Linked DNA regions of Homo sapiens: region 1 is linked to region 2. The links are chromatin loops, found by intact Hi-C in ENCODE. Cell type or tissue: heart left ventricle. All regions are shown on one strand.

What was found. Peaks named below come from ENCODE experiments on the same cell type or tissue, not always from the same donor. Only the 100,000 strongest peaks of a DNase experiment are listed, where the experiment ranks them.
Region 1: it touches region 2 in a loop (2.3-fold over the local background); 6 of 110 quality-filtered maps call a loop at or near these places.

Annotation. Positions count from the first base shown.
Region 1 is chr9:7,333,206-7,337,205 of GRCh38, forward strand. The region is part of intron 2 of LOC105375970 (a long non-coding RNA gene); the gene reads left to right. Among named protein-coding and RNA genes, the nearest start is that of DMAC1, 460 kb to the right of the region's middle. In heart left ventricle, no CTCF peak of the experiment used is centred here; no DNase peak of the experiment used is centred here; H3K27ac peaks cover 940 bases.
Region 2 is chr9:7,534,421-7,538,420 of GRCh38, forward strand. No RefSeq gene overlaps it. Among named protein-coding and RNA genes, the nearest start is that of DMAC1, 260 kb to the right of the region's middle. In heart left ventricle, a CTCF peak has its summit at 2,104 (motif pointing left); no DNase peak of the experiment used is centred here.

The sequences.
Region 1 (4,000 bases), 200 kb before region 2:
CATGTTGCCCAGGCTGTTCTCGAACTCATGGAGTCAAGCGATCTGCCTCGGCCTCCCAAAATTCTGGGATTACATGCATGAGCCACTGTGCCTAGCCTATTTATTACATTTCAAGAAAAACAAAGTTAAAAGTATATTTCTTTTTTTCCTAAAAAAATGGCATTTGTGTACCATTTTCTTTGCATAACACTTGAGAATGAGTTTCCTTCTCATCATGAGTTTAAAGTTTCTTCTGAATCACTTTGGGCCAGTCTTAATTCTGCATATCATCTCTGTTTTGTGCTGCTCCTATAATGTGTGCTTCAAATCTTGATCTCTTTGACATCTGTATCTATATAGCCTAATGTCAAAGTATAGTAAACAATGCAGTTGACCCTTGAACAACACAAGTTTGAACTGCATGGGGCAACTTATATGTGGATTTTTTTCAGTACAAATTACACCAAGAGTGCCTGCCTCTCCTGCCTCCCCTTCCACCTCCTTTACGTCTTCTACCTCTGCCACCCCGAGACAGTAACCCCCACATTGTTCAAGAGTCAACTGTAATGGGATTTTATCCACATTCCCTATTTTGTTAAACTCATAATTTTTTCTTCTATTGAATTACACATCACAGGCCTCTCTTCAAATTTAGCCAGAAGCTTTTACTCATGGATTTTCAGTGCCTAAATAATAGTCCTTCATAATGCATGAATCAGTCACATCAAACTCTCCAAGCTTTTAAGATTTCATGATATATTTGGAGAGACTGGGCACCGTTCCCATATGCATTGCAAGAAATGATAAGTATGTCACAACTTAATCTATTTGGCAGCTTGCAAGTTCTTTTTGATATAAATTATTAAATGCATCCTAATTTTAAAAAAATCAAGAGGTAAAAAAATGCATCATAGAATCAAAGATATATGGTATATGTGTAACAATGCAAATGCTTTTTATTTCAGCATTTTTTTTTCAACTCTGCATGCTTTTCATCCTGCACGCTAGAGTTGCATGGATGTCAAAGATAAATCTGTAACAAAGCCACACCCTCAGACCTTCTGAAGGGGCCTAGGAACTAATATTTATATAAAAAATAAGACCAAAAAACTTCTCAAATTCCAATGAGCAGGCTGATTTGAGGACCACCATTTTAATAATTGGTATACTAGATTACGCTTACAGTGGGAATTGACTTTGGGAAATACCTAGTTCAGCAGCCTAGGATAGAAGGCAGGATTTAGAGAGAACTGTTGTCCAGGAATCTCAGCTACAAAAGGGAATGTCTAGTGGCTTTGCATAGGAAAATGAGAGAATTTATTTTATTGCTCTAATGGAGGAGAGGTAGAGAAGAAAGAGAGGATGAGGAAAGATGTGCTCATGAAATATGAAACCGAGTGACTTAATGTGCAAATGGGCCACGGGAAGTTTTCCTGTGGTGAGGTAGCTAACATAATTTTTGAAAATGATAATGTTCAGTTTGTAATGATTTGCACATTGTCGTATGAAGTTTTCCTGCATCTTTCTTCCAAATGCTTGATTCTATTATACTCCTGAATTCTTTATGTAATTATTTTCTTGGTAGAAATTGAATAGTGAGGTTTGGGCTAAGAAATAAAAACCTAAAGAAATTGAGGAGGGAGCTGAGCTAACACTCTAAAATCTGAAATGATGCAGGACCAAAAAGAGGATTGTGGAGCTGAGATGACCGTGAATATATCATCCCTCAGGAAATCTTAGAAAGAGGTTTGCTTTGTCATAAGGCATGGAATTAGTAGCTTAAGCAAATTTAGTTCAACATGTAAATCCAGGGAATCTTCACTTGACATGCCATTCAACACACAAAAACATACTCCTATATTTTTGTATTCATATTTTAAAATAAATTGGGATCATACTTTGTATCCAGTTTTGTATACTAATTCCTTCACTTAGTATAATGCCACGAACATTTCCCTATATCGTTAATTATTCTTAGAGACTGATATGGTTTGGCTGTGTCCCCAGTCAAATCTCATCTTGAATTGTAGCTCCCATAATTCCCATGTGTTGTGGGAGGGAGCTCATGGGAGATAATTGAATCATGGGGGCAGTTTCCTACATGCTGTTCTCTTGGTGGGGAATAAGTCTCATGAGATCTGATGGCTTTTTAAGGGGTTTACCCCCTTTACTTAATCCTCAATTCTCTCTTACCCCCACCATGTAAGATGTGCCTTTTGTTTTCTACCATGATTTTGACGCCTCCCCAGCTACATGGAACTGTGAGTTCATTAAACCTCTTTTTCTTTATAAATTACTAAGTCCCGGTTATGTCTTTATCAGTAGCATGAAAACAGACTAATACAGAGCATGAATTTTAATAATTGTCTATTTATTAAATAGATCATACTATGATCTATTTAAACATTATCTCATGGGATAGAGTAGGATACTGCCAGTGTTCAGAATTTGAAGTCAGATGCTCTGCCTTCACTGCCCCAGCTGTGTTGCTTAGGCAGGCATTCCCACATCATCACCTTGAAGCTGACACAACGTTATCCTTTACAAAAGGATTTGCAGTTTCAATGGCTAAGAGATTGCTCTGAATTGTTTTAAATTTATGTCTCTTTGATTAGTGAGTTTGAACTCCACTTTACCTGCTATTAGCATTTTACCAATTCATTCTTCTGAAATCAGCTTTCCAGGATTGGAATGTTAATTTATTTGAATGGATATGTATCCATGTGGCTGTGCTGAAAAAAGAAGGTTATCGATCAGGGTAGAGCAAGCAGATCTGCCTCAAGGAAGTGATGTTTCATTTGCATAATCATGTAAATTACATACCTACTTCTTTGAGAGCAAATATCCCAAATTTACCTGCCAAGTGGGATCAGACTCATCTAAAGATATCCAGATGAGGCTTGGTGCGGTCGCTCATGCCTGTAATCCCAGCACTTTGGGAGGCTGGGATGCGCAGATCACGAGGTCAGGAGATCGAGACCATCCTGGCTAACACGGTGAAACCCCGTCTCTACTAAAAATACAAAAAATTAGCCGGGTGTGTTGGCAGGCGCCTGTAGTCCCAGCTACTTGGGAGGCTGAGGCAGGAGAATGGCGTGAACCTGGGAGGCGGAGCCTGCAGTGAGCTGAGATCGCGCCACTGCACTCCAGCCTGGGGGACAGAGTGAGACTCCGTCTCAAAAAAAAAAAAATATATATATATATATCCAGATGAATAAGGCAGAGAAATACTTATGAGAAAAAAAAAACAGAAGTCCAATGAGCTCCCAGTTGCTAGGAAGTTCTTATTAGGGTGGGATTTAGAATAACTGAGCATCATCATCTTCACAGTAGTGAAGAGAAAGGCACAGGAGGCCCTGGATACAAAAACCTGCCAGACAATCTGGCCATGTTTAATGGGTCATGCATGGAAACCATGGAAAACAGCCTAAGCTCAGTTCTAAAAGCCACTTGTCAGCAGACCATTTCATTCACAAAACTGACATAACAATTATAATTAACTTTTCAGTTGGAGGAATATATTGAAGAGATGGTACTCCTTGCTTTCATTCTCTAAAGGAAGCAAGATGATGTTTTCTAAGGGCTTTGAAAGGCAAGTGTCCCTCCTGACAGCTGCCACAAGATAACAAGGAAGAGAACAGACATTAAGCAACTTGTTTATCTTCAGAATCCTGAGGAAGTCACAGGTCTCTGTAGGGATTGGGTATTGGTTGACGTCATGATGTTTTCTGAGAACTACAGTAGAGCAGCTGGGGCCAGGAGGTGTAATAACTCCTGAGCCCAAGCTCTTTTTATTGGTACTGCCCTTATGTCAGTGAAACAAAGAAGGTGAATAAAGCAATTTCTAACTCTTCTAAAGTTAAACCAAGAGTTCACCCAGTGTATTTTCCCTGGGGTTGACGAACTACCACCTGTGTCCTGAGAGCAAAGATTTTTTTTTCTTTTTTACATTTTTAAGTGTAAAATGTAAAGGACTGTTAGCCTTTTGTAAGAACAGCTGCTTCATTTTGCCTTTTGGCTG
Region 2 (4,000 bases):
GGGGTGGTGGTGGTGTCAACTCATTGTTCCAGTTGACTGATACAGAAACTAAAGCTTTTTAGCTTTGCCAGCTTGTGAGTACAAATATGGTTTGATTAAAATTAAAAAACCTAGTTTCAATGGCACTGAGCCTCAGTTGCTAAATCTTAAAGAGCTAGAAGTGTAAGTTTTCATAGTTTCCCCATTCAAAGTATTTCCGATAATTCCTAAAGCGTACTCTTAGATTATCCTCTTGTCTTCTTGCTGCTTCACTCGCTGTGCAGGAAGTGCTCAGCCTCAGTTCCAGGAAATTCCACAGAGATGCTGTTTCTAGCTATGAGTCTGTTCCAACTTCTCTGAGAAACTCCCTTTAGATGTGAGTGGAGCAAGCAATCTACTAGTTCTCCACCACGTTTTCAGTGCTGGTGGATCTGGAGACCCTGGAATAGCATTGATCCAGGAACCCAGAGCTCCTCTGAATTCTCAGTGCTGCTGGAAAACCCAGGATTCATGACACTCTTATGAAATGGGCAGGAGTGCCCCACTGTGTTTCGCTCAGTTAAGTTCAGTCCTACAGCAAAGTTGCTTGAGCCCAAACATGTCACAGTACTTAGTGATACAGTCCTTTAAATTTAGAACCTCTTCTTTGCCAGTTGTACAGATGAGAAGTTTTGAAATTAATCTCCCAGAACCCTCAATTCCTTCCAAGCTCTAAACCCTATTACTATTTAAGGTATTCAGAAATTATGATGCAGATGTATAATTCTGCTTCAATGCCTCAAATTTGATAGTGTCCTAGGGTGATACTGATCTCAAAGAAGTAGAAGTAAAATTTTAGGCACTATTATGAAAAAATTTAAAGTTAGGGCTTTTCTTTGTGCCTCAAATCACATATGCCTAAAGCAGAGTTTGGCAAACCTTCTGTAAAAGGCCACAGGGTAAATATTTTAGGCTTTGGGGGCCGTAGAGTCTCTGTCACAACTATGCTACTCTACTGTTGTGGTATAAAAACAGGCATAGACAATTACATAAACAAATTGGCATGGCAGTGTTGTAGCAAAACATTAGTACAAAATCAGGTGGTAAGCTGCATTTGACCCATTGGCCATAGTTTGCTAACCTCTAGCCTAAAGCATGGCCTTTGGAATTATTTTTCTATTTGAATTCTCATTGTTATTCATATCTATGCTGTACCCAGACATGTTCTTTAATCTCCCTGAACCTCAGTTTTATCATCTGTAAAATGGGATTGTGCCATTGACCTCATTGGCCTACTGTAAAGATTAAGAAGATATATGTTCAAAACCATCACCCCGACCAAAGTAACCTGCGTAACATATAGCTAGCATCCTGTTAAGTTCATTCATTCTCTTCTGCTATTGTTTGAATGTTTATGTTCCTTCCAAATTCAAATGTTGAAATCTTAACTCCCCAAAGTGATGGTATCTGGAGGTGAGACCTTTGAGAGGTCACTGGAGTCCTCATAAAACAAAACTCAGAGAGACCACTTTCCTCTTCTACCATGTGAGGATGCAGCAATAAGTCACCTTCTTTGAGTCAGAGAGCAGGTCCTCATCATACATGACTCTTCCTTAATATTGGATTTCCCGGCTTCCAGATCTGTGAGGATTACATTTCTTTGTTTATAAGACACTCAGTTTATGATATTGTGTTATAACAGCCTCAATGAAATGAAACTTTTTTTTTTTTTAACCTCTAGTCACTTTTTCTAATTAGCAGTCCTGATTAGAGGACTATAGCCAGGGCAATAAGTGGCCAGGGAGGTTTTCTCTGAGGATAGACGTCAAGACTGGGAAAAATAGGACTCTCCATTTCAGGATCAAAATATGGAGGCCTGAGGTGAGTTTTCACCACATGCAGTTGTTTCTGTTCATCCCCTTATAGGGAATTGAGATTCAGGCAAAAAGTTGACATGACAGTTGGGGAGAAAAACATTTATTTCTTGTACTTAGCAAGAAGTCCCGTCTGCTATAACACCCTGTACCCCACTAGAAAATATAAATCGGGGTGATCTGCATTGGGACTGAGTAGAGATCTTGTGTGTGGACAACATAATCCCCAACCTCAGGGCCCAGGCACACGCATTTGTCTGCTAGAAGGCAGAGTGCCCTCTAGTGTTGGTGATGTGGATAACTTGGCTGATTGATCAGGGTGGCAGCAGGAGGCTCAGCGGCCCAACATACACTTTATGAGGCTTGCTGTCTTACTTCCCTTCACTTTATGATGTGGGGATAGTTTGCACAATTTGTGGGAGCCAGGTGTTCTCCTTCCTTTGCACAGCAGGAGCCAAAAGAGAATTTCAGGGGAACTTCTAACAAAACCATTTTTACTTGTTTCTGGCTGCTGAGTTTTGAGTCTGATGAACCTTCCATCCCTTCATTTAAGCTACAAGGCTCAGGCTATATGATTGGCTACTCACTTGTTTGTTTGTTTTCTGATGATGATTACCTAATGCTTCTTTGGGATTGGAGTTCCTGATTGTTTGAGTTGAGTGCAGCCAGGTGGCCAAGTGCACTGGCTCTCCCTGATCAAGTCAGCTGCAACTCAGTAATCCTCTCTCCACCCCTCACTCCTACCACCACCTTTTGTAAATGTCCTAAGGAATGCTGAGGAGCATTTCCCAGGTACACGCACAGCAATATTGTCAAACGGCACGTTTGCAACCCAGAAAATAACTCTAAGATTTATTGGTATACTTTTACATATATTTATTGATTGAATAGGAAAAAGCATGTGAATTTGGAACCTATTTTTTCTTTATTCTTTAAAAAATGGGAAACATGTGCAGAACATGCAGGTTTGTTACACAGGTATACCTGTGCCATGGTGGCTTGCTGCACCTATTGACTCATCCTCTAAGTTCCTTTACCTCACCCCCACCCCCAACAGGCCCTGGTGTGTGTTGTTCCCCTCTCTGTATCCATGTGTTCTCAATCTTCAACTCCCACTTATGAGTGAGGACATGCAGTGTTTGGTTTTTTTGTTCCTGTGTTAGTTTGCTGAGGATAATGACTTCCAGCTTCATCCATGTCCCTGCAAAGGACATGATCTTATTCCTTTTTATGGCTGCATAGTATTGCACGTTGTATATGTGCCACATTTTCCTTTTCCAGTCTATCATTGATGGGCATTTGGGTTGGTTCTGTGTTTTTGCTATTGTAGATAGTGCTGCAATAAACAAACATGTGCATGTGCCTTTTTAGTAGAATGATTTATATTCCTTTGCGTATATACCCAGTAATAAGATTGCTGGGTCAAGTGGTATTTCTAGTTCTAGATCCTTGAGGAATCTCCATACTGTCTTCCACAATGGTTGAACTAATTTACTCTCCCACCAACAGTGTAAAAGTATTCAGAACTTATATTCAAATCCTGACTCAACCACTCGCTTCCAAAGAGACCTTAGATTAGTTTTAATTTTTCAGAGTGCAAGTTTCCTCATTGGCAAAAAGAGGATATGACAAATACTTACATTGTAGGGTTGCTAAGATAATGAGTGAGAATATATAAAGTGCCTATTACAAAGACTGATACATCCTAGACACTCAATACTTTGATGCTAGCGTAATTATTATTAGATTAAGGGAAGGCCAGAGGAGGGAGGGGGCAAAGGCAGGGTGTTTGGATAAAGAGTAGCAGGACATGAGGTTGGGGTTGAGTCAGGGATGTATTCTGAAGGGCCTCAGAGGTTCTGGAAGGTTTGGATTTTAATTAGTAGAGATCAGATCTACTTAAGTCAGATTAGATTAGAGATAATAGAAAAGAGGTTGGTGACTTAGAAAGAAAAATCTGCTGTGCAGGAGGAAAATAAAGAGATGGCTATTAATTGAAAGACAATGACTTGACCAGGCAGTGGAATTGGATATATACGGGCAGCAGAGAACAGGATTCAAGAATGGGGATGCTGAACCCAGCCACCTGGGTTTTCCCAGCTCTGTCATTTTTAAACTATGTGACCTTTAGCAAGTTACTTAACCCCTCAATATCTCCATTTCTTTCT